Regions from separate parts of the Mus musculus genome. Here region 1 is linked to region 2. Evidence: chromatin loops called from intact Hi-C (ENCODE). Cell type or tissue: left cerebral cortex. All regions are shown on one strand. Links, peaks and the distances in the headings refer to the core of each region. The heading gives the core; the rest is flanking DNA.

What was found. Hi-C counts contacts between places; a loop is a spot of excess contacts. Peaks named below come from ENCODE experiments on the same cell type or tissue, not always from the same donor. Only the 100,000 strongest peaks of a DNase experiment are listed, where the experiment ranks them.
Region 1: a loop joins it to region 2, with 2.3 times the contacts of the local background. A loop is called at or near these places in 2 of 42 quality-filtered maps.

Annotation. Positions count from the first base shown.
Region 1 is chr6:93,907,834-93,919,868 of GRCm38, forward strand. The region is part of intron 2 of Magi1 (membrane associated guanylate kinase, WW and PDZ domain containing 1); the gene reads right to left. Among named protein-coding and RNA genes, the nearest start is that of Gm22840, 23 kb to the left of the region's middle. In left cerebral cortex, for the core only: a CTCF peak has its summit at 4,728; DNase peaks (open chromatin) are centred at 2,298, 4,503, 4,722, 5,192 and 1 more place; H3K4me3 peaks cover 2,761 bases; H3K27ac peaks cover 2,201 bases.
Region 2 is chr6:94,034,337-94,046,371 of GRCm38, forward strand. The region is part of intron 1 of Magi1 (membrane associated guanylate kinase, WW and PDZ domain containing 1); the gene reads right to left. Among named protein-coding and RNA genes, the nearest start is that of Gm22840, 150 kb to the left of the region's middle. In left cerebral cortex, for the core only: CTCF peaks have their summits at 4,770 (motif pointing left) and 5,964 (motif pointing left); a DNase peak (open chromatin) is centred at 5,964.

The DNA of each region.
Region 1 (12,035 bases), core at 1,601-9,600, 130 kb before region 2:
AGTATCTGTACTGGATGGTCCATCATCCACACATAATCCTTTCCCTCACTCTCTCACGTTTTATGTTTCCTTCCCTGTGGGGCCTAACCTGACACCTTAAAGACCATACTGCAAACCACAATGTACCCAATCCCCACGTTCCTGGACATACTCTCCTCCCCAGACCCCCACCACATCTGCACTGTTCTGCCTTCCAAATAACTGACCATTGCCCAACGCTCCTGACTATAGCACACATGAAGATCCCCATGCTGGATCTTTGTCCATCCGGTTGATCATAAATCTCCAGCACCCCAATGGTTCTCCGCACAGAGAAGTTGCAAACTCAGTATTTGCGCAATGTCTAAATCTTCCTTGTGAGCTGGCTTAAGCATGAAGCAGCCTGAAAACACAGATGATGACTAGAAAGCAGGAAGTCGGCAAACACGCGCCGACATGGAAAGTTACCCGGATGTGATTGATGGTAACACACAGAATTCATGGGTGAGACTAGTTCCTGTTTATCAACTGGGGATGGAAGAGGGACCCAAAGTCTTGGCATCAAATGAAATTAAACGCATTATACCACTCTATCCCACACCTCAGGACATGGGGTATTTGCTACCAATGGCAGGGATATTTTAATTATTGTCTTAAGATGTCAATTCCAAGTAGAATACAGTGGCGTTGACTAAATTCTGACTGCATATATTAATGTGGAACTTGAGAGCACATACACAAGCAGTCCTTTTGAAGTATGAGATTGAGATCAACTGGAAATTATATATTACATTTATCCTTGTGATTGACCTTATTTGTAAATAATCAAGTCTTTTATACCTTTTAGGAATAAACTTCACATAGGGAAAGTATTTTTCAATAATCATTTCTACCTTATCCTCTTTTCCTTACCTTGACTGGATTAAATCAACATGGGTTCTAACTCAAGCTTCAGAAGCTAAGGAAGACCTAGTCTTCTTTGCTATATTACAATCTTCAATATTCAAGGTCACAGAGTAGGCACCCACACACATGCTACTTTCAGTTGAGTATCGCCACTAGACAGAAATGTCAATAATGATGTAAAGGTCCACAAAGCCATAAAGAGAAGTAGCAAAGGTTTACATACACCCAGGTGCTAAGCATCATTAAAAAGAGCTAAATTTTTGCCGACTAGCCTCCCTTTCAGGGCCCTATCTATACTTAGTATTTCTAAAGCAACACTCTTTGGCATTGTTCCACAATTAATTAGAAAATTATGGCACTTACTCCTTTTAGGCAAGTTATTTCATATAGCTGTTGTCAAATTTGTAGGTTCACGTGGCTCTAATCTTACTGTGGAACAGAAATACACCCCACACAATAATTTAGCATCACCTTGAAGATCAGCTAAACTCTGAGCAGAAAGCTAAGTGCCTTTTTTTTTAATTTCATAAATATGGGATCCACTATCTAGTGTGCAGAAAGAACATGCATCTTTAAAAACAAGGGATCCTGTGCCCACCTTTCTCTACTTTTGAAGTGATTTTTCAAGTACTGGCAAAAGCAACAGCACTCTAGGACTCAGATCGAACTTCAAAATGACTGCTCAGGGTTCCTGGTGCATTCACTGCCCACATGGTTACTCCAGGCTTGGCACTCAGAACTAAGAGCCAGAAAGGAAAGCAGCAAACCCTCCACAAACAAAGAATTCCAGAGAATAGAAGTTTATCCAGAAGGACTTTTCCTCCTTTCCCATTCACATCAGGCAATCACGAACATTGAAGAGGTTTGAGTCTAGTGGGTCATTTTCAAGCCCGGGGTCTCTTTTTACTTTCATGTTTTTGGATCCTTTCAAACATCATATTAAATGTCAAACAACATTTTCCCATTGATTTTATGCCCGAATCTAATAGTCTGTTGAAACTTTAAAGGTGCCAATCTCCTTGGGGGAAAAAAAAAAAAAAAGAATCAAAATGAGTAACCAGAGGCCAAGACCTGTATAGGAAGAATAAACCAAGCCAAGCCAAACCAAACCAAATCAAACCAAACCAAACCAAGTATCTACATGGCATGGCACACAGTCATCAACTCAGCAGACCCTTGGAGCAAATGGAACAAGAGTCACTTTCATTAGTATAGACCCAGAGTCAGGTAAGTTGCCAAAGAGAATGGACACACTGCAGTACTTGGGAGGGACTGGTTAGCCATAATTCCCCCAGTTGTGGGCATTCCTGACACTGTGTAGATGTGCTGGAGACCAAAAATGGCAGAAACTGCTGAAGATCCAGAACAAGATATCTGGAGCATGTGTTCATAACACTTCAGAAGACCGGAAGCCAAGCAGAGGAGAGACCCTGTCACACAGGCTTCTGCTGCGTTCCCAAATCAGTGACTGGCATTGCTGCCTTCCTTCTCAGAAATGCTATGACAGTTTGTCTGGTGCCAGAGGGTGTCAGTATGACGGCGAGGATGTGCTTACATTCAAATATTTGGGGACTGATTATCAACATAATTCTTTAAAGGAGAAAATAAACAGGCTGTGGGAATAATGGTTACCAAATGAACTGGATTTTGCCTAAAAACTACGATTGCAAAGGGAAAAAAAAATTGTTTTTTGAATGGAGAGTTGTCCTCCACTCTGCTTTCTCTGGTATTCTCTCCTCTATAGTCATTATTACCTTGGGGAACTCTTTCCCATTTAGGGCTAAATCTACTCCCTGTGGAAAGGCTAAGAAGCTCACATTAGAAAAGACACACTGAGCTACATACTTTGCGGTACATGTATGTCATGAAACAGGCCATCTCCTTTGCTGTTTCCTTAACAGCTTTAAAGACACTGCCTAGGTGCCAAGAGAAAGTACAACTTTCTATTTGTTTATTCATTCTGGTAACTGGTACTAATACATCAGGGCTTGACTCTGTGAATATAAAGGTTTTCTTCTTTCTTCCTCTGCTTTCTCCCTTCTTACACTTCCATGTGCATGACAAGACTGAAGCGGAGTACGTTCCTGATGCACATCGGCTACAGCCATGATTTCTTTTGTACCAAATACTCATGGACTATGTATTATTTCATGTGTCAAAAGGCCCATCTACAGCGGTGTATCACAGAAACTGTCTCAGTGGTGAATACATCCACTGGATGGTTGCTCCAGTGGACACACCCTGGGTTGTACATGAAAACTCTAGTCTTCTAGGGAAAAGTTCTGTAACAAACACAACTGCCCCCTGCTTTCTGCTCAACAAGGACCAGCAGGTAAACCTCAAGCCTATTCAGTGAAAACAAAACCAAACCCACCACCACCATCACCACCACCACCAACAACAACAACCACAAAAACCAGGCCAATTTCACCTCTGTAGTAAAAACACAAGAGAGGCAGATACAGTATCAAACATTTTCTTCAAGGCATTGCCATAGAAACACAACTTGAAATTTGCAGCTTGAGAAACTACAGAGGGACGTGAAGAAGGAAGGCTCTAACGTTTGACTTGGTGGGGTCCAGAGGGGCTGGGGAGTCAAAGGTGGGCCTCAGCCACAATCCCTTCCTCCTGCTCCATCCTCTTTCCCCTACCCTACCCTCCCAGCCTCAGAGGGGAAAGAGGGCCAGGGGCAAAGGCAGCTCCTGTTCTCTCAGCTGAGGGATGGAGGAATCAAGACAGTGTTGATAGCATTAATCTGCTCAGGCTTTCAGCAGCAGGCAAACTCATAGACAAGTGGGGAGCTCGGCCTCGCTGACTAGGGGCTGTGCAAGTTCAATCATGAAAAGAATCTGAACATGTCCCCCCCCAAGGCAGGATTTGAAGTTCTGGTAAAACACCAGTTTTCAGAAGGCACTGGCCTCATGGGTGATACAATGAAAGCCTTTCTCAACCAAATCATTTCCCCCAGAACCAAAATGCAATGTTAGTGTATGTTAAAATGTGCATAGCTTTATACATATGTAATATATATGGATATATTGTATATAAACCCATGGTTAAATATTTTCAAAATAAGAGTCACACTCCCCTTCCTCTACAGACACTTTCAGTTTTCATCTGAACCTCCAATGAACACGTTTGAACCTTTTGAAAACACTGAATAGGTTCTGGTCAAGAGTAGTTAAAAACAAGCATGCCAGCAAACAACAAAGCCAGCGAGGGTTATCTGAGCAGTGCACAGTCCTAACTAAAAAGCCTCCTAAATGATTCTCACTGGATAGGCACCGTCAACTCTTGGAGAGAGAAAGGGCCTATTCCTAATCCGTACAAATAAACAACACAGACCCTCAAGCCATTTAGTTCGGACACAAATCCACTCCCTTTGTGTGGAAGGCCAACTCTGGGGATGAGACAGCCCCCTTGCACACTTCACTGCCCCCTGCTACTCGGTCAGACAGACTCCGAGTTTGAGAAGAGGGAAGAAGGTACACCCTCCTGTCTCTTTAAAGAAATAAAGATACCAGTCTTCCAGGATTGGTCCATTAAGAACCAGCCAGGGAGAACAACCTTCCAGCTCCCAAGCACTTACAAACCAGACTCCAGATTCCTCTATTTACTGATGCCCACAGACAAGCATACCTTACCTAGACAAGACAGTGTTCTCACAAACACATGTTAATCTCCAGGAAGCAAACCTAAGAAGCCTTCTGCATGTACATCCCCCCTTTAAAAGTGGGGGAGAGGAGAGAGGGATGGTGGTCCTTTTCCTCTTTATTTTCTGGAGAGCTTGTGAAGCTCTCTCAAAGTGCAAAGGCATTTGCCCACTACCGCCAGGAGAAGCAGTCGCTGTCTCCCCGCCTACTCCAGCCTGGGCGCCGGAACAATGCAGCAACATGCATTTACCAACACCTGCTGGAGCCTATTAATATGCACGGGGGCCTAAGGCTTTCCCCCTCCCCTTCCCCTGCCCTCCACACTGAGCAGGCTTTCATCTCCTCCTTTACCATCCATCAGGAACTCGTTTCGGTGGCCCCCCTCCCCCGCCCACCCCCAGTCCCCATTCAGCAAAGCCTGGGGGCCGCCCCTCGCTCTGGCTCCCCAAACCCAGGCTGACTAGCACACTTTGGAATGCACTTCATTAAAATTTAGCTGCCCGATTCCAACCTGCAATGCGGAGGAGGCAATACAAAGCGCACGCCACACTTCCTCCAGCATCCCCTTCAAAAGCCCCATTGTTCGCCAGGCATCTGCTCTGGAGCCCAGCCTCTCCCTACCCACTGACCTCTGATTTTTTTTTTTTTTCTCCCTTCCCTGCTTCTCCTCCCACCCTGCCCAGCCAAACGGGGCCTGCCTGCCCGTTGAATTAAAACGCAGCCTCAGCCATCTGGCCCTCCCAAGCTGGCCCACAGTCTCCCCTCCTCCCTGGTCCACACACCACACATGGCATCTTCACCTCCATGGATGTTCCCACAACCCAAGCGCAAACCTCCGGTGGCAGGCGCTCCGGTCACAGCCTGCCTGATCCCAGCCTTCTTCCAGTGGCCGAGCGTTCGAATCCAGAGGTGGGCAGGGGTTGGCCTGGGAAGATCATGGACTTGTACTTGCCTGCAAAAGCCCAGCCAATCGCCAAGATTAATCCTTCCTTTTGTGCGCCTGAAAGAGCCTCCCACCACGCTGGTCTTCGGCTCCGCAGCGGCTGTAAGGAGAGGCGGGGGTGGGGAGTGGGATCTGAACCCCTTCCTAAGCTAGCTAGGGGCTCCTTGGCCACCTGACCACTGAGTGGGTTTTCCAGGGCACAGGCTCTGGCTGGAGGAGCAGCTGATGTGCGAGAAGGGAGAGAAGATGCTCAAGCTTGCGCCTTTTATATCACTGGCGACATTTCTAACACATGACAACAATTTCCATCTGTATTTAAGCCGGGAGTGTGAAAAAAGCGCATTACATCACAGAGCCCGGGTTCTCAGAGGCTGCCGGATATCTAGGCCAGGGGGGATTAGGGCTGCACCTGTGAAGGGGGCGGGAGGGGGCGGGACCCAGCTAGCTCCCCTACCAGGACATGTCAAGTCCCCACCACCCGATTGGTCCTGGGGAGCTCTTGGCCAAGGAAAGGCGGGAAATCGGGTTGCCCCATTTGCTAAGGACTAGCAGCTGAGTGGACAGATGGGTGAGGGCTTGAGGGTATGGTAAGGAAAGGTGGGTGAGTCTCAAGAATGGGGACAAGAGCCTCCCAAGTCCCCTCGGCCTCTCTCCTAACTTTGAAAGAAATTTCATAGAAATAATTCTTATATTTGAAATAACTGTTTTCATGAAGTTAAAGATGATGGAGAAGCTGAGAATGAGACTTTGAAGGATTCCCCTTCAAGCAGCTGATTAGAAAAAAAAAATAAAATAAAGGTAGAATCCCATTTAGAACCAAACACTTGAGGTTTACCACCTCGTATTCAAACTTACTTTTTAGCGTGTGTCTGTGTGTGTCTTAGGCACGCACGCGCGCGCGCGCGCGCACACACACACACACACACACACACACACACACACACACACACAGATCTTTGTGAAGTGCCTTCTTCAGTCATTTCTGTAGATTAATTTTTGAGGCAGGGTCTACCACTAACCTGAAGTTCAATGTGAGTCCAGCTAGACTAACTAACTGGCCAGCAAGCCCCTTGGGGATGCCCTTATCTCTGCCTTCTAGGCACTGGGATTAAAACTGCATACTGCTGCAGCTGGCTTTGAAAGGGAGCCGGGGATCTCAGGTTCTCCTGCTTGTGCAGCAAACCCTTTACTAAGTCATCTCCCTACCCCTCAAACTCAGGGCTTTGATCCCAGCCCTATGCCCAGGTCAGCATCCTCACCTCAGCTCCAGGAGTGGGAAACAGTGCTGTAAGACTTCTGGAGAGTAAACATTCCCTATTGGCAGTGGCCACACTACAGGGCTTGCCTTTGACCCACCACCTGTATTTCCCCAGCTCCACGGTCACATGTAAGGGACTGTCGAGAATTAAGTACTAAAGAATGGACAGGAGACAAGGGAATCTAAAACTTTCAGATGAACAATGATGGGGAACCATAGATGGAGAGGTCCAAAGCCAACAGAGAGCAAAGCATTTGAAAGCTGGGGGAGAGAAAGGTTTAGAGGGCAGTCTACAGGTCAGATAACTAGAAAACAGAACTTTCCCTAGGACACAGGATCAACTACATGTCAGAGCAGATGAAAAAAATTTACTAAGCAGGAACCTGTCGCTGTGCATTGGGAAATGTGATCTTTTGTTCCTTGAACAATCCAAGGCATGACAAGATTTCACTGCTTTTTTGTTTTCCAGCCAGGGTTTCTCTGTGCAGCTTATGCTTTGGCCACCATGGCAGGCTCAAGTCTGCATTTCTAGCACTCCTCTTCCTATGGGCACTTAGAGTTCTAAGACTCCACACTGGAGTGTGCCCCAAGTCCATCTCTCCTTGTTCTGCTTTTGAGCATCTGTGAACTGTGCTAAGAACTTTTTGTACATTATTCTCACATGATAATAGTCATTGTTGTGTGTATGAATGGATGAGTTCACATGTGTGCACATGTATGTGTGTGCATGTGAGGCCACAAGTCAGTGTCAGGTGTCACCTTTATCACCATTTCTGTTAAAATTTTTACACATGGGAAAACAGATAAGCAAAGTTTCTCTATGGTCCATCCATAGGAAAAAGTGTTACTGTATATCATGCTGTTACTGTTCACTACAATCACTTACTAAGCATCTCTAGTAATTTTTGTTGTTTGGTTGCTTTTTGTTTGTTTATTTGTTTGTTTGTTTTTTGAGACAGGCTGCATAGCTCTGGCTGTCCTGGAACTCACTATATAGAAGAGGCTGACCTCAAATTCAATCTGCCAGAATAAGTGAGATGCTTTTGGGTTTGTTTGTTTGTTTTTTAAAGCTTCATTCCAGATTCCTGCCTACTGCATTGGCAGGTAAGGTCTTAGGAGCTGAATGCAAAGAATCAGTTTACATTTTCATTTTGAGGGAAATAATGAAGTTTAGCGAATCCTCTTCTTATCAACCTTGTACCTAATGTGTGTAAGCGCTGACATCACTCTCTGTCATCACACAGACAGGGATCACATAAAACTCTCGAAGGCCTTCAGCCACAATTTCACGCTGAAACTAAAATTTGTATTTTATTAGTTTTCCATAAGAAAATGGTTGTGCAGTACAAATTAAATTGCTCTGTTGAAATGAAGTGACATAGAGCCTGCACCAGAGGGAACAAAACTACTGAATGTCCTCTTCCTGAAATAAGGAAGGAACTTTCGAGCAGTCAGATTCATGGACAGCTTTCCAGTTTGCAAAAGAGTGAGAAAAGCAGACCTCATTTGGATGGAAAATATCCCTAACGATAACAATAATTTTGTAATCATATACTACTCCCTCCTACCTCCTCCCGATTTCCCTACCCACCCAGCTGAATAAGTGAATGAGAGAGACAGACAGACAGACAGACAGACAGACAGACAGGAAAATAAAAATGATTTTCAATTAGTGTAAGGCCAGGCTTCTCTATGTATAGAGAAATGCAAAGAGGCCATGGAAATCTGCTCAGGTTTTATCAGAGAGCACACTCTCAATTTCACAAATCCAGGCTCTCAGAGGTCAAATGGTCTCCAGCAAAAGTAAGGAAAGATGACCATAACCTGTCTTTAAAAAAAAAAATCATTCCTGAAACATATACAAGTTAAGAACCAATGACTCCTTCATTCATCACGGGCTATAATTCACTCATTACTATGTGATTTCTAGACCCAAGGGCCAGTCAGACAGGATCTTCAGTTCAAAGTAACAGGGAAGTGTAGTTCTACTACCAGCATTTTAACAAACCGAGAAAAGGCCAAAGGATTTAGTTCTGAACATCCCCAAAGCAAACTCTATGGCCATTTTAGAGTGCAGGTTGGTTTTAGGGTGGGGTCTGGCACCAAGCAAGTGCAGTAGCAACTCTGCCTCTTTCTCATGTGACTAATGGCAAACAGCTTGACCTGGCAACACCTCTACTTTCTCTCCTGCCCCATAAGGCAGGTGGGTATAATGACTAGGTAGGAGGATTCAGACCATGGTAAATGCCTGGTACAGAGAGTGCTATCTCTTTAATCACATTAGCTACCCTCTAGGCATTGATCTGCTATCTATGAATATGCCTTTTTTCAGGAGATAAGTAGTTTGAGATATTCGGTCTTACCCTATATCTCTAGATAGCTGGGAGTTCTCCATGTAAAACAAGCCAGCCTCTACTTTCTATGTGCTGGGACGATAGACTTGTACCACCATGCCAGGATTGGACTAGTGATCAGATCCCTCTGTTTTGGTGTATTATTTTAAGCCAGGCTCTCACTATATAGTACTCGCTGGCCTTGAACTCAATCACTGTCCACTTGCCTCAGCTTCGTGTCCTGGATTTTCAACTGGGCTTCACCATGCCCAGGTTCTGTATGTCCTTCCCTGAATTTACTGAGTACATACCAAGAACATAAGTAATGACACATAGAATTTGATACAACTCCCAGAAGAAAGCATTTTTATTCATCTTTATGATCCTCAGTTAGGCAATGATGCCAAAAGGGCACACACAGAAACTGGCACATTACAAAGTGAAGAATAATCCTACCAAGATAAGGAGAGAAGAATCACCTGGAATAGGAGGAAATATCTGTGAGTCATATCTGATGAAGAACTTACATACAAGTATGTGAAGGACTTCTACAACTAGTTAATACAAAGACAAACAGACCATTTAAAAATTAGTGAAGGATTTAAACAGACATTTGCCAATGATGATACACGGGTGACCAATAAACACATAAGAATGTGCTCAGTATAACTGGGTATCCCATCCGTAAACGTAAGTCACAACCAAGAGGAATCACTTGGTAGTTATGAAGACATCTCAAGGCAAAAGACAACTAAAAAGAGACAAAAGGGAGAACTCTCAAATAGTAATATAAACTGGAGCTGCCATTTTGGAGGATAATCAGGCCGCAAACCGTTTTTTTTTTTTTTTTTTTTTTTGTGATATGACAGAGCAATCCCATTTCATAGACAGTTGTTTAAGAGAAATGAGAATACATGCCAATATAAAAATGTATACATGAGTATTTGTGGTAGCATTATTCATCATTGTGAAAAAGAAGTAAACACTCAAAAGAACAAGTATTTGCTCGTAACTTACACATACCTTTCAAACACTGTAAGTCACCTCTGGGTCACTTATAATACACAAGAGTCATTAGTTACACTGTGATGCTTTGATAACACTGATAAGAATCAAAAAGTCATTAATACTCAAGATTGATACATCTACTGTGAGCTTAAAGGAGAATCTGAAGTTGCTTGAATTTATGGGTACAGAAAGGCTGGTATATACTAAAATGAGTAGTTTTTTGGTTTTTTGCTTGCTTTGTGTGTGTGTGTGTGTGTGTGTGTGTGTTTGGTTTTTGGGTTATTTAGACAGAGCTTCCCTGTTTTCTCTAGTGTCATAAAACTCACCATGTAGACTAGGCTCAGCTAATTCAGAGATCTGCCTGCCTCTCTGGGACTTAAGTCATGCACCACCACTGCCTGGCCATAAAATGAGTTTTAAGAAATGGGTAATACATTTCAATGAAGCCATTTTAAAAGGTACGATGTAAAAAAATAAATAATTAAGAAACTACAGGCAATAAGAAAAAAGAAGGAAGGGAGGAAGATGTTTGCTTGTTCTTTTCTGTGAAAGTATAAGAAAAAACTCTTTGGAAAACAAAATCATGAGAAGAGAAAGAAGAAATCATGACATTAGTTTCGAAAAGAGAAGGGAAAGTATTATAAGCAGAAAAACTTTATCTTGACGTGTAAGAGAATGTCATACATAACTCTATCAATTTGATAACCTAGACAGGTGTTACTTTCTGGGACAATATACTAGTGAAACTGTTTTAAGAAAAAGTGGAAGCAATATGTGGGGTTATGCCTAGTCATATTGCAACTTGATAAGTCGCATTTGGTCGAGGACTCTGGGAGGCCTGGACTTTTCTGAAGGGAAACAGAGTGGATCCTGCAGAGAGAGGAAGGGAAGGAGGGAGCTACAGTCCTGATGTAATATATGAAACAAAACAAAACAAACAACAACAAAACAAAACAAACAACAAAACAGTAGAAAACCAAAGGTGAGAAATGACTAAATAAAGTAGTTACAATGGAAGAGTGATAGTCTCCCCCCTGCCCCCAACTACTGAAACAAGCATGCAAGCACACAGGCCAGAATGTTTCACAGAAAGCTCTTACTCAACCATTAAAATAGAGGGTAGCATCCATTATATAATTCTTTGCTATGCATTATATGTCTTTTGTATATGCTCATACATATTATGGTTTATGCTGTTATCCCCCAAAGTCAACTGCTTAAATATTTGTTTGCTGACTGTGGGGCCACTGGGAGGCAAGGCAGACTTTAAAAAGTGTGGACTGGTAGGGAGTTAGGAGCATGCCCTATGGGTACTAGGGTCCTTGTGTTCTCCTCTTGCCCCTCTGCTTCTCAGCTATCACGAAGTAAAGAGATCTCTTCAACCACACCCTTCTGCTCTGGTGTCCTGCTACACTACAGGCCCCAAAGCAATGGGACCAAGCAACCACAGGCCAAAACTCTCTGACCCTAAGCCAAAACAGCCTTTTCCTTTAAGCTGACTTTTCTTCAGACACTTTGCCACAGTGAGGGAAAGACAATTCAGAATACATTTTGATGGATTATTAGGAAAAAGGTAGCAGAAAGATATTTTGTTTTGTTTTGTTTTTGCAGTGCTGTGAATTAAGCTCAGAGCCTTGTATATGACATACTGAGCAGGTACTCCCACACTGAGCTTCTACAGTTATGCTCCCTCTGGCCCTCAGATATGAGTGTACATGTTGTGTGTATTAGGCATGGGATGCTGAAGGCCCAGGGTAACTTATATCTGCTAGGTAAATGATTAGATGACTTAAATAACAGTCCATGATTGTCAGACAAAAGGTAAACACTATGGTATTACAAAGGTCACATGACATTTTTGTGCTTTTATTTTTAATAATAAAAATATATGTGGTAATGATACAATAACTTGATGCTTATATTAAAAATGTGGCTGGGACTTCCTGCTAGTTGAT
Region 2 (12,035 bases), core at 1,745-9,744:
CTAACCTCAGAAATCCTCCTCCTCTATCTCTGCCTCTCCAGAACCAGGGTCACTGCGGTTACAGGTATACAGCACTATACACGACTTAAAAAAAATTATTCTCATTTATCAAAGTGTCGTATATTCTTATTTTTTTATATTTAGAGAATTTCATATGTACAAGAACTATATTTACATCATTTTCATCTTCTCCAATATTCCCAACTTTTTCTCAAATTCATGGCCCCTTTTACTTTACTTATTATTGTCACACATGGGGACATATGCAAGCATGCGTGCACGCACACACACACGCATGTGCATTCATAAATACAACCTGTTGATTCTGTTTGATGTTACTTACATGTGTTTGCGTTTGGGGATGAGCACTTGGATCAGGTAACCTGTCAGGGGGCTCAGTGCTGGAGAAAACGGATTCTCCATTTCTCAGCAGCCATTAAAGTCCGGGAGCTTCTCCTCTGGGGGGTGGGGCCTTGTGAGATTTCCCCCATGTGCACCGGAATGACAACTTGTGTCATAGACTCTATCACCTGTGCAGCTGGCCATCACTGACTGAGCCACATCCCCAGGCCCACCATTGGAAAATGCCAGGATATGTTTTCTGCTGTGAGCACGGCTGCTGCTGCTGTGTGGGAAGAATTCCTACCTCACCACCCTAGTTCACGTCCTCAAGCCCAGCCTTCCTCAGAGAGGTAAGGACATGTTCAGGGCCATGTTTCTCCCAGAAACACACTGTTGGAAGAGGCACAGTCATCCCCTACCCTAGCCCCTCCACCCCCACCCCCACCCCCAAAAGAGGAAACCTTTGCCTTAGTATTATTTTGCCTCAGGCAGCATTATTCTTTAACAAACTTCTTTTGAATGTGGAAACAAGAGCTCAAGCAGAAAGCCTTTCAATCACACAAGTGCTGTTCTTCCAGGAGGGCTCCAGCATGTACTGAAGTCAATTCGTTTTTAAACAGTAAGCCTCTACCTTGACTGCTAATCAATATCCCATGACATCTCCTCACAAAACGGTAACATATGTAATACTCTTAGGAATAAAAAGGTGTGAAATATACTACAATCTAATTAACTCTGACCAAATTAAAACTAATTTTGTAAAAGTTTATAACTGTAAAGGTCTGAGTCTTCATTCAGTAAGAAAACTCTGCTTTAGAAATTAGAAAGTAACAAAAAACAAAACAAAACAAAACACCCAGAATGAGACAGTAATTACTCCAGCAAATGCCATGTAGAAATGAATTTACATAGTGCCAGACTCTAACTATTGTTAACAGAGTTACTATAAAAGTATCAGGCTGGGTAAAGCCCTGTGGCATGCTATCTACTAACATGCTGAGTGTAACACTGGACACGGCGGACAACTACAGTGTAGGCTTAACTCCCTGAAATGGTAAGGAAACTAAACTCTAACCTGAGGCTTAGAAACTCAACTAATAAAGAGACAAATGCTTGCCAACGCTGATTTATTTAACGTTCTAGTTACTACCCAGTAAAGAGGAGTTCCTTAAGGAAATTCGTTTGTCATCCTTGGGACCACTTATAAAGTTTACGATCACGAACAAACGAGACTCTAAGGACCAACGAAATGACTCTGGGGTAAAAGTGATAGCTCAGCAACCATGAGGACCTGAGTTCAGATCCAGCACCAACGATGAACTCCAGACTCTGAGAAACCCTATCTCAAAAATCAAGGTGGAGAGCAATTGAAGACAGCACTGGGACAAGACCCTCTGGCCTGCAAGCAAGCAAGCAAGCAAACACACACATACACACACACACACACACACACACACACACACACACACACACACACACACACGTGCACAGGGCCTCCTGATCATTTCAGCCACTCTGAGAATACTCATAGTCTCCTGAGAGTCTCGGAGCCAGCCTGCTGTTCACATGGTACTATATGCAGTATAAAGCAGGGGAAACGGACACCACACTGCTGGAAGCTCAGAGGAAGGCAGCCCTGCTACCTCTGATGTTTGACTACACAAGAGGACTTCAGTATGATTTAATTAAACAAGATAGGCACCATTATTTTCTTTCTGTTACCACACACTTTCAGGCTCTGGTTCAATTAAAAATTAAAACTTAACCACATATATGTAGAGTTTAATTACATTTCTTCAACATCTGCCTCTCTTTTCAAGCCAAAAGAAAATAATGTTTATATAAAAAAGCAAGACTGAGGGAAAAAAAAATATGGCTGTCTTCTCATCTCTCTCAACTGGCTTTACCCTAACGGTATTTATGAACGAGAAAATTTGGGCTGAAAATAAGAGAATCCCTAAGAAACCGGGGCTTATTTATTTAAATAGTGAGAAGCTTGCGCGTTTTTGTTTGACTCCCACCCTGTTCTGCACCCCAGAGAGACAGAAGAGGGCGTGGTCTGGGGAGCTGACTCAGCTATTCAACAAGACTCTCTTTTCCACTCTGCTCTCCATCCTCAGCCTTCTACCTCATTCCCATAAGATGGTTTCTAGATCTGTACTTAAAGCGGGAAGCAGGAGAGAATGTTGACATGATTAATTTCTATAAGTATCTGACACTTTTATTCAGGAATGGACTCTCTTACCTACTTGTTTTGTTTTTTTTTTTTAATTGTATTTATTTACATTCCAGTAGTCGTTGCCCCTCCCCCTCAGCCCTCCCTCCCACAGCTCCTCATCACTTGCCTCTGAGAGGGTGCTTTCCCCCTCCTCCTACCCTGGGGCCTCAAGACTCAAGAATTAAGCACATCTTCTTCCACTGAGGCCTGTCCAGGCAGACTTCTGTTATTTTTGTGCCAGGGGCCTCGAACTGCCCTGTGTATGTTCCTGGTTGGTGTTTGGGTGTCTGGGAGCTCCCTGGGGTCTGGGTAAGTTGAGACTGTTGGCCTTCTTATGGGGTTGCCCTGCCCTTTAGCTTCTTCAGTCCTTCCCCTACTTCAAACATAGGGGTCCTGACTTCAGTTTAATGGTTAGGTCTCTTCTCAATGTCAATGGCAAAAGGTTGGTCACATGCACACCTCTAAGCCAATCATATTTTTGTTGTTGCTTATTATTGTTTTGTTTTGCATGTATAAAAAAATCCCAGTGAAGGCAGAGAACCAGAAGGTAATATCTGTAATCTTCTGAATTGATTTCCACCTTGTTCACTGACCAACAGATTTCCAAGTGAACCCAAAGCTCACTGGTATGACTAGTCTAGCTAGCCATCTTGCTCTGTACATCTTCTGTCTTCACGTTCTGAGAACTGGAATTACAAGTGGGCCAACACGCTCACCCAGCATTCATACATTTACACAGGTGCTGGGGATTCGAACTAGGGTCGTACACATGCAGAAGAGGCGATTCAATCACTGAGCCAGTCCCAGGTCTTGTTTGTTGTTGGTTTTCTCATTTTTTGTTTTTAAAATAGGGTCTTATAGGTTTATGTAGCTGGAGATGACCTTGAACTTCTCCTTTTCCCAATTCCATCTCCTGACTTTTGGGATGACAGGTATGTTCCACCAAACTCAATTTATGGGTACTGAGGATTTAAGCCAGAGAAAACATTCTACCAACTGAGTGACATCCCCAGACCCTAGACACTTGAAAGAGAATAGGAGGCTATTCTGTCTTAGAACAACTGTGATTCAGCAGAGATAACTGGAGGCATACCTGCTTTGCTAAAATGAAGTGCTAAGATGAACTGTTCTGACGAAAGTCTGAGTTCTGTGAGTAGGAACAACAGGGAAACCAGGACCAAGAGCGGAAAGATCTGTGAATAACAAATGATTGCCTAAAAAAGAAAGACTGGCCCCCAATGGAGGAGCTAGAGAAAGTACCCAAGGAGCTAAAGGGGTCTGCAACCCTATAGGTAGAACAACAATATGAACAAACCAGTACCCCCCAGAGCTCGTGTCTCTAGCTGCATATGTATTAGAAGATGGCCTATTCATTCGGCCATCAGTGGAAAGAGAGGCCCATTGGTCTTGCAAACTTTAGATGCTTCAGTACAGAGGAACGCCAGGGCCAAGAAGTGGGAGTGGGTAGGTAGGGGTAGGGGAGGAGGGTATGGGGGACTTTTGGGATAGCATTGGAAATGTAAATGAGGAAAATACCTAATAAAAATTTAAAAAAAAAAAAGAAAAAAGAGACTGTGGCTGGAGAGTTGGCTCCGTGGTTAAGAGCACTCATTGTTCTTGCAGAGGACACAGGTGTCATTCCCAGTTCCCACATGGAGGTTGTGCTGGGAATTCAATCCCAACCATCCATAACTCCAGCTCCGAGAGATCCAATGCTGTCTTCTGACCTCTAAGAGCACCAGCCACACACACACACGCACAGAAATACATGCAAGCAAAACACTCAAAACATAAAATTTAAATATTAAGTTTTAAAGAATAAAAATCATAGCATATATTGCTTTTTTTTTCTTGTCTGATATGTGGAGAAGTGACAAAATATCACCTCCACTCTAAAGCCATATGAACTCATTGTCAATGAAAAGAAGGAAGATCAATCATGCCATCTCTGGAAATACTGTCTGGCTGCAAACTTAGGAACTGGGTATTAAAATGGTAACCAGAATTACAGGGCATTTCTTCAAGTTACCCTTGAAAAAGTCTTAAACATATATTGAAGATGGATAACCAAGGGGCTGGAGAGACAGGTCAACAGTTAAGCGTACTGAATGTTCTTCCAGAGGATCTCCGTTCATCAATTCTCCACACCCACTATGGTAGCTTACAACTTCTGTAACTCCAGTCCTTGGAGATCTACTGCCCTCTGCTGGCCAAATGGGGCACTATATGCACATGGTGCATAAACATACAATCAGACAAACATACATATGAAATAAATATAAACAGAAGCCCAAAAAAAGTTTAAAAGACGTATAACTAATAATTCTAGGATTTCATGAGTGGTATAAGAGGAAGAATCTAGAATCACTTGCAAAACTGAATCCCTGACATCAGAAAATTGTAACTCTGGAGAAAGTGATCCACCCTTACCCCCTACACAAGTAAATTGCACCCTATAGTTAAAACCATCATGTGATCAAACTCAATTACAAATGGCTAAAGTGGAAGTCAACACCATATAAATAAGTTCCATTATCATACATTTATTAATAATTTTTAGGGCTTTAAATTCTTTTATTTCTTAAAATTCCGTCATTTTGGGCCAGGTGAAGTAGTGCATACTTTTAATCCAGCACTTGGAGGCAGAGGCAGGTGGATGTCTGTGAGTCCAAGGCCATGATACAGAGGCTGAGACAAAGAAGAGCATTAAATGCCCACAGCAGTCAGACTGGAACATAAGGAATGGGCCACTCCATTCTTAAACAGTTTAAAAGCACACAGGTGAATCACCCTGTACACTTCAGAAAGTAACAAATCCAATACTGTGGAGGTAATTATTTCTTGTTCAGATAATTAATTAAAATATCAAGATATTAATAATTAAAATATTAAGATATTAAAAAGCCACACTTAAAGAATCCTAGGTTATGTGAACCCCATACCCCCCACCACCTCATATCACTTTCTGGTAGGAAAAAAATCCACTTAAATAAAGTTACATTTAGGGATGTTTAGGAATAAAATTAATTCAGTCTTGGTCTAAAAAGGAAGCAGTCATAAAACCTCAGAGAGACAAGACAGCAAACTCCAGATTCCCTTCACAATATTTGTGTACCCAGACCATAGCCCTTCGGCTGTGCATTTAGCCGTCAATCAAAAGACATGTGCATACTCTGATTCAAGACATAAGCTCCTGCAAACTACACATTCTTCACATTGATTCCTGCAGATACTGATAAAGAAAATAAAGCCCGAGAATACACCTTCCATCCTTCCCCACTTTCCCCACAAGCTCCTTGTACTCTCTCAGGAGTTACAGTGGGAGAAAAAGGAAAAGGAAACTTTCTGAATTTTCCAACAGCCCCTCTGCCCCAGACACTCTATCAGCAAGCTGCTCTCTACTGCCCTCTAGAGGGCCCTGTTTTTTTTTTACAGCACAAAAAGAAAAGGCTTTGCACAAGAATGGAAGTAAAATGAATGTTTACTGAGGCTTATGGTTCTATCTTTGCTTAGCATAAAGAAATTCCTCAAGCATCTTGCTAGGAGATTCTATTCCACACTTAAGTACTAATAACCCATACTCCCGCACCCCCCCCCCCAGCAAGGTCTGGCCCACTCCCTGGGGTTTACATATCTACTAACTGAACACAGCATAGAAAGATTGTCTTTAACTTAAATAAAATTATGTGCCTGTGCTTCTTAATTCATTGACCAGAAACTGCAGTAAGAGACATGATTTCCAAGATATTAGGAAATGAAGGGAACCAGATCTAAGTTCTTGGTAACTGATTACGTATGTCCCAATTTGTCGTATTATTGTAGCGACCATATGCACGCATCTGTGTATGTTTGTAAGATAAGCTAGAAAAATAATTTTTATATGGAGACTATGTTTTCAATGACACATGATTTCAAACAATGGGAAGGAAGAAGCCACGCCAACCTATTCAATGCATTCACTCCAGCAGACATGTCTACTATAATATCATCTGGAGCAAAGGCAATCCCAGAGAGAAACACAAGAAAACCTCATTCATCTCTCCTACAATGAGATTCATCCTATCAAAACCCATCTGGCGGGGACGGACAGACGCGGCAGCTGTGGTAATTTGAAGACTGCTTAACTCTTCAACCAGTCCCTTTCCTGGGTGTTTCATCTTAATTCTGAAACAAACAAGTGGCTTTACGTGGCATATTAAAGCATAAATAAATCTCCACGGTAGCCTGGGCTGCTTCATCCTCTGCCTGTTCAGTCTGGAAGTGTGGGAAATAGTACAAACTGGACATTCCCAAGTAAGGGATGGAGACAAAGAGACCACCTTCCCCTGTTTGTAGGGGACCACTTAACTTTCTCCTAGGAAGGACCGACAGCCAGATTAATACAGCAGTTCAGGGCCTGATCCCAGCTGTTCCTTTTCCCCAATTCTGGGTCTGATTTAAACTTCAATTTTCTCTTCCTATTGCTCCAATGGCCCTCCTTAGGTCCATTTATCTTTTCCAGGAACAAGGATAGGCCCTCAGTTTGCTTTCTCCACAGCTGATAGGACAAGGAGCAGGGACCAGGCTCAGCAGAGCAGGGCAGTGGGCCAGGTGCCTGTGCATTTTCATATTCAGGTTAAATACACTGTCTCATCCACGCCGCCTTTACTCCCAGGAGTCACAGGACACTCCATCCTTTTTCCAATTCAATGTGACCAACCACTGAAGATTCCCAAAGGAAGCAGAACTCCTAAGTATAAGAACAGGCCCGATCCCCTTGAACATATGCAAATATTTAGTGGAAATTTCCAGGTGGGCTATATCTAGTATTCTGGAAAAGGAAAACAAAAAGTATCCTTCTGATCATTACAATTCATACAAATGTACTGGTGAGGGGTGTGTGTGTGTGTGTGTTGTGTTGGTTCGCATGTGTATACGGGTGTGTATACACGTTTGAACATGCAGGTAGAGGCCACTGTTTAACAGCCAGTGTTCTAGTCAATTATTCTACACTTTAATTTTTATTTGTTATTTATTTTAATTTTATGTGCATTGCTGTTTGGCCAGCATACATGTCTGTGTGAAGTTGTTGGATTCCCTGGAACTGGAGTTATGGACAGCTGTGAGCTGCCATACTGGTGCCTGAGATTGAACCCAGGTCGTCTGGGAGAGCATCCAATGAATGCTCTTAACCACTGAGCATCTCTCCATCCCTTTATTTTTAATAGACTCTCACTGAGTCTGGACCTCACCTATTGTGCTGGAGAGGGTGCTCCAAGGATTATAGCATGCCCAACTCCCTGGCTCCAGCATCACACTCACATCTCCGTACCCAGCAACTGTGGGGATCCAAACTCAAGACTTCATGCTTGAATGGCAAGCACTTCACCAACGAAGCCGTCTCCCCAGACCTTTTCAGGATGGTTTTTAAAGCACATATATTTTGATACAAAGAAGATTCTTTAAAATATGCCCAGGAATATTTCAATAATGTATTACTAAAAGAGACACAAAACTAAATTTAAAGACCTGCGGTGTACTCCAATTTCCACATATTTTTCATCAGATCCTTCTTACTGGGTTGTGTTAGAATCCTATCCTTTAATTTCTCCCTCAAAAATGAAAGGGGCCATGCAGAGTGTTTTTGTCTAAAAAATTCCATTTCCAGTTTCTATATTGTTGTCGTCTGTTTTAATAATAGACAGACAGGATCTATGTATTATCTGGGTTTCTAACTTTTAGAGTGGGTACAGCCTGCTCTACGAAGCACATGTACAAGGAAACTTTTCTTTCTTCAAAACCAGGAAGGCGCATCCACGAGCTGAGGACCTGAAGCACCTGGTCTAACCATCCCACTCCCCCTCAGGACTGCTCGCTGCCTGTGGCTTCAGGTCCTGTGGTTCATCTGCAGGGAAGGAGGGAGAATTGAAGAAGGATAACAAGCCTCAAATCAGGAAATCCAGATAAAATGTGTCAAATTAGAAACAAGGAACAGAGCTCATTAGCCTGCTTGTCAACACTGCCACAGCTACACTCGGTCAGGGGGGAGGGAACTGGTGAAGGTGAAATCTGAGGTGCCATTTAGAAAGGTGGAAAGATGCACAGACACACATCATTAGCCCATGATCCATTAACCTCCTCAGGTCTCTTAAAATTAGACTGCGCACATCCTTACAACTCTCCAATATGCAAGTAAACAGCATAAGCAATCAACATTCTCAAAAAACTCCTGGCAACACCCCACCCCCCTTGCGTGGTGCTTTAGGCCACCATTTTGCACAGCAGCACTCAAGAGTTTACATCACAGGCTTCCCTGCAAAAATTGTATAGACAGCCTCGGAGAAGACGGAGAAAGGCTTTTACACGATAGCTTATTCAAAGAGTAGTCACTAAGTTCACACAAGTTCTCCCCCACAGACACGACCACATACCGAGAAAAATAAATACCAATCCACAGTCACGTATCTGTGAGGACATGCCTCGAATCAGCTTCTCCTGGAGGTGACTGTTTAGGCGTGTGATAGCAGGGTTCGTAAGAATGTTGACAATGTTTTCTGGGAGCTAGATGTGGTGCAAGGTGCATTGCACACATACATCCCTCTCTCCAATCCTGCAGGCTTTGCCAGGAGCTTCCTACAATGTCTATCCCAATGCATGTTGATTGGAAACTAGTCCTGAGAGCTGTTAATGGGCGTGTCCAAAGGTCACATCCACAGAGAGCTGAGAAGGCTTGGGTATGAATCCAGGAGGCCCTAATCCAAACCCTGCATCTAATTACCATGTTCATTACTGGGGAAGTATTTCTAAGGCAAAGGAGTCCTATTACTCTGGAGCATTTCCAGGGTCTCAGGAAGGACGCTGAGTCGGGAGGGAGACGAGAAGGCAGAGGTAATTGCTATGGATTAGTCTGCAGCAATTCCGAAGCAGTTCTCAGCTAGGACCAACACACGTTTTGTGAACTTAAGCTTCTGTAAAACCACCGTTCTTAAACTACTAAAATTAGGCCATGAAAAAACAAAAAGACTTTACTGATGTGAACATCTTAGGAAGACACTGATGAGAAAAACCCAGTTGCAAATGCATTGTGCGTGCCTCCTGCTAGACACCATCTCCCAAGCGTTTCCTTTCCTCATCTAAATTGCTTAATCTCTCCAAAGGGTTTCAGATTTATTGCTTCTGTGGTGAGGAAGAAGATGTCAGAGGAATCTTTGGAGGAAAAGATAAAATTAATAGCAGCTAGACAATTTCCTCTTTTAAAAATCGTGTTGTTGTTATTGTTGAGGTACGCACATGCTACAGTGGAGGTCAGAGGACAGTGCTGTGCAGCCCGTTCCTTCCTTGACCTTTGCATAGTTTCTGGGGACTGAACTCAGGGCATCAGACGCATCTTTCCTGGCTAAGCCATTCGGCTGGCCCTTGCGCTATTTTTTACATGGACATTTTGGACCCCACTATGCAAGCAGGCTCAAAAACTAGTTAGAACCAGACAGACCTTGTACTCCTAACCAACTGTGGAGTCTACAGCTCTACCTAAGTGCAGAAGCCATTATCCTTGCTTCATTTATTAAGGTACATGCTGATGGGCACTCTTTATGATATAAAAAGCCCTCACCTTTGGCTCCTTTAGTTACTGCAACAATATTTAAAATTTACAAAAGAATTTAAAAACCGCAGGGGAGTGGTGGCGCATGCCTTTAATCCCAGCACTCAGGAGGCAGAGGCAGGCATATTTCTTAGTTTGAGGCCAACCTGGTCTACAGAGTGAGTTGCAGGACAGCCAAGGTTATACAGAGAAACCCAGTCTCAAAAAAAAAAAAAAAAAAAAACAGAAAAAAAAATTTAAAAACCTATGATGAGCTACAACAGGGAGAGCTTTGACAAGGACATATGGAAAAGATTCTGTGTAAGTGTGTGTGTGTGTGTGTGTGTGTGTGTGTGTGTGTGTGTGTGTGTGTCGGGTGGGGTATGTACACACAGTGAAACCAAAAGTTGACACCGGGTGCCTTCCACAGATGAGGTCACTGATTCACTGGATTGTAACCCAGGTACTTAAAGTTTGTGCAGTAATTACAGACTGAGCCATTTCTCCAGCTACAGAAAGGATTCCTTATAATCAGCATTTCTATATAGAACAAAATCAGTGGATTTAATGCCAGGGAAGACACCCCAAGATCATTCTTTGTTATACAAAACAATGCACAATATTCTATTTGGTGATGTCATTTTTTTTTAATAGGAAAACAGAAAACCTTCACCAAGGAGATTCAAAGTTTAGAACAGAAACACACATAAAGATTCTATCCAAGCTTGTTTAATGAGTTTATGGAAAGTCTTTTCTTTGGGCAGATGTGTGCCTATCCATTCCTTATAGTGATCCAATGACAAAGCAAAGAATGATTGCATCAAACTCCAACTTAAGGAACCGCTGAACTTACTGGGCTTACATACAGCACGTGGTGAGGGGTTATTCATAGCAGCACTAGAAAGGGGAAGCAGCCACACCACTGATCAGTCCCATCTCGGCATGGATGATGACATCGCCATAACTGCACAGATGGAGCCCTCCTTCAGTCACCCTACCATACTCTATGTATATTAGTGCTTCCCAAGACAATGAGGCCCCCTACAATTGGAGCAGAATTACACACAGTTGACCAGGAGGTGTGAGAGAACTACCAGAATCCCAAGTAAGTCCAGGAGGCCCCCTCACCCCCATCATCTATGGGGGAATGTCAGCAGCCAACCAGTTGATCTTGGGGGGTCACCTGCAAATGAACAGTCACAGCTGTTCTGATGCAGATAGCTGTTAACTTGAAGGATAGCATTCTATGACAAATGTTCATGACTTACTTCAACTTATTAATTCAGTAAAAATCTAGTAAGCTCATGGACTGAACTTGGTATCGAGTAACAGGTACAGCAGAGAGGAGGTGCAACCTTGACTAAGCAGCGTGTTCAGATTACACAGACTGAAGTCTGGAAAATAGATAACAGAGTTGCATCATGAGGCTCCCACTGCCCTTGCTTATCTGTGCAAGGAAATATGGCATTCATGCATATTTATATCAAAATGCTTACAACTGTGCAACATTTAACACTTCATCAAATGCAAGAAGAACAAAGGCATTCTTCAAAGGCTTCTGCTGTTCAACAGCAGAAACCCAAACAACAGCAAGCGTGAGCATCGCATGTGGATGGTGAGGCCTTCACCAAGCACCATCCCTAACATCTTACATCACCGGCCACTCCATCTAGAGACATAACTCTTAGAAACCTTGAGCCTGGGTTTTCAGACTCACTTTTACACTTTTTTCCTTCTTTACAGAAATCCAATCATTCCCAGAATACTCTTTTAATTTCTATAAACTCTTATATAGAGACCAAAGGAAGCTGGTGATGCCGGATGTTTCAGGGCAGGTGGCTTTTGCGCTCTACCATTGGCGCACCTTGCATTGGGTTCACCTAATGCTGCTGATATTCTAATGCTAATTTGGAG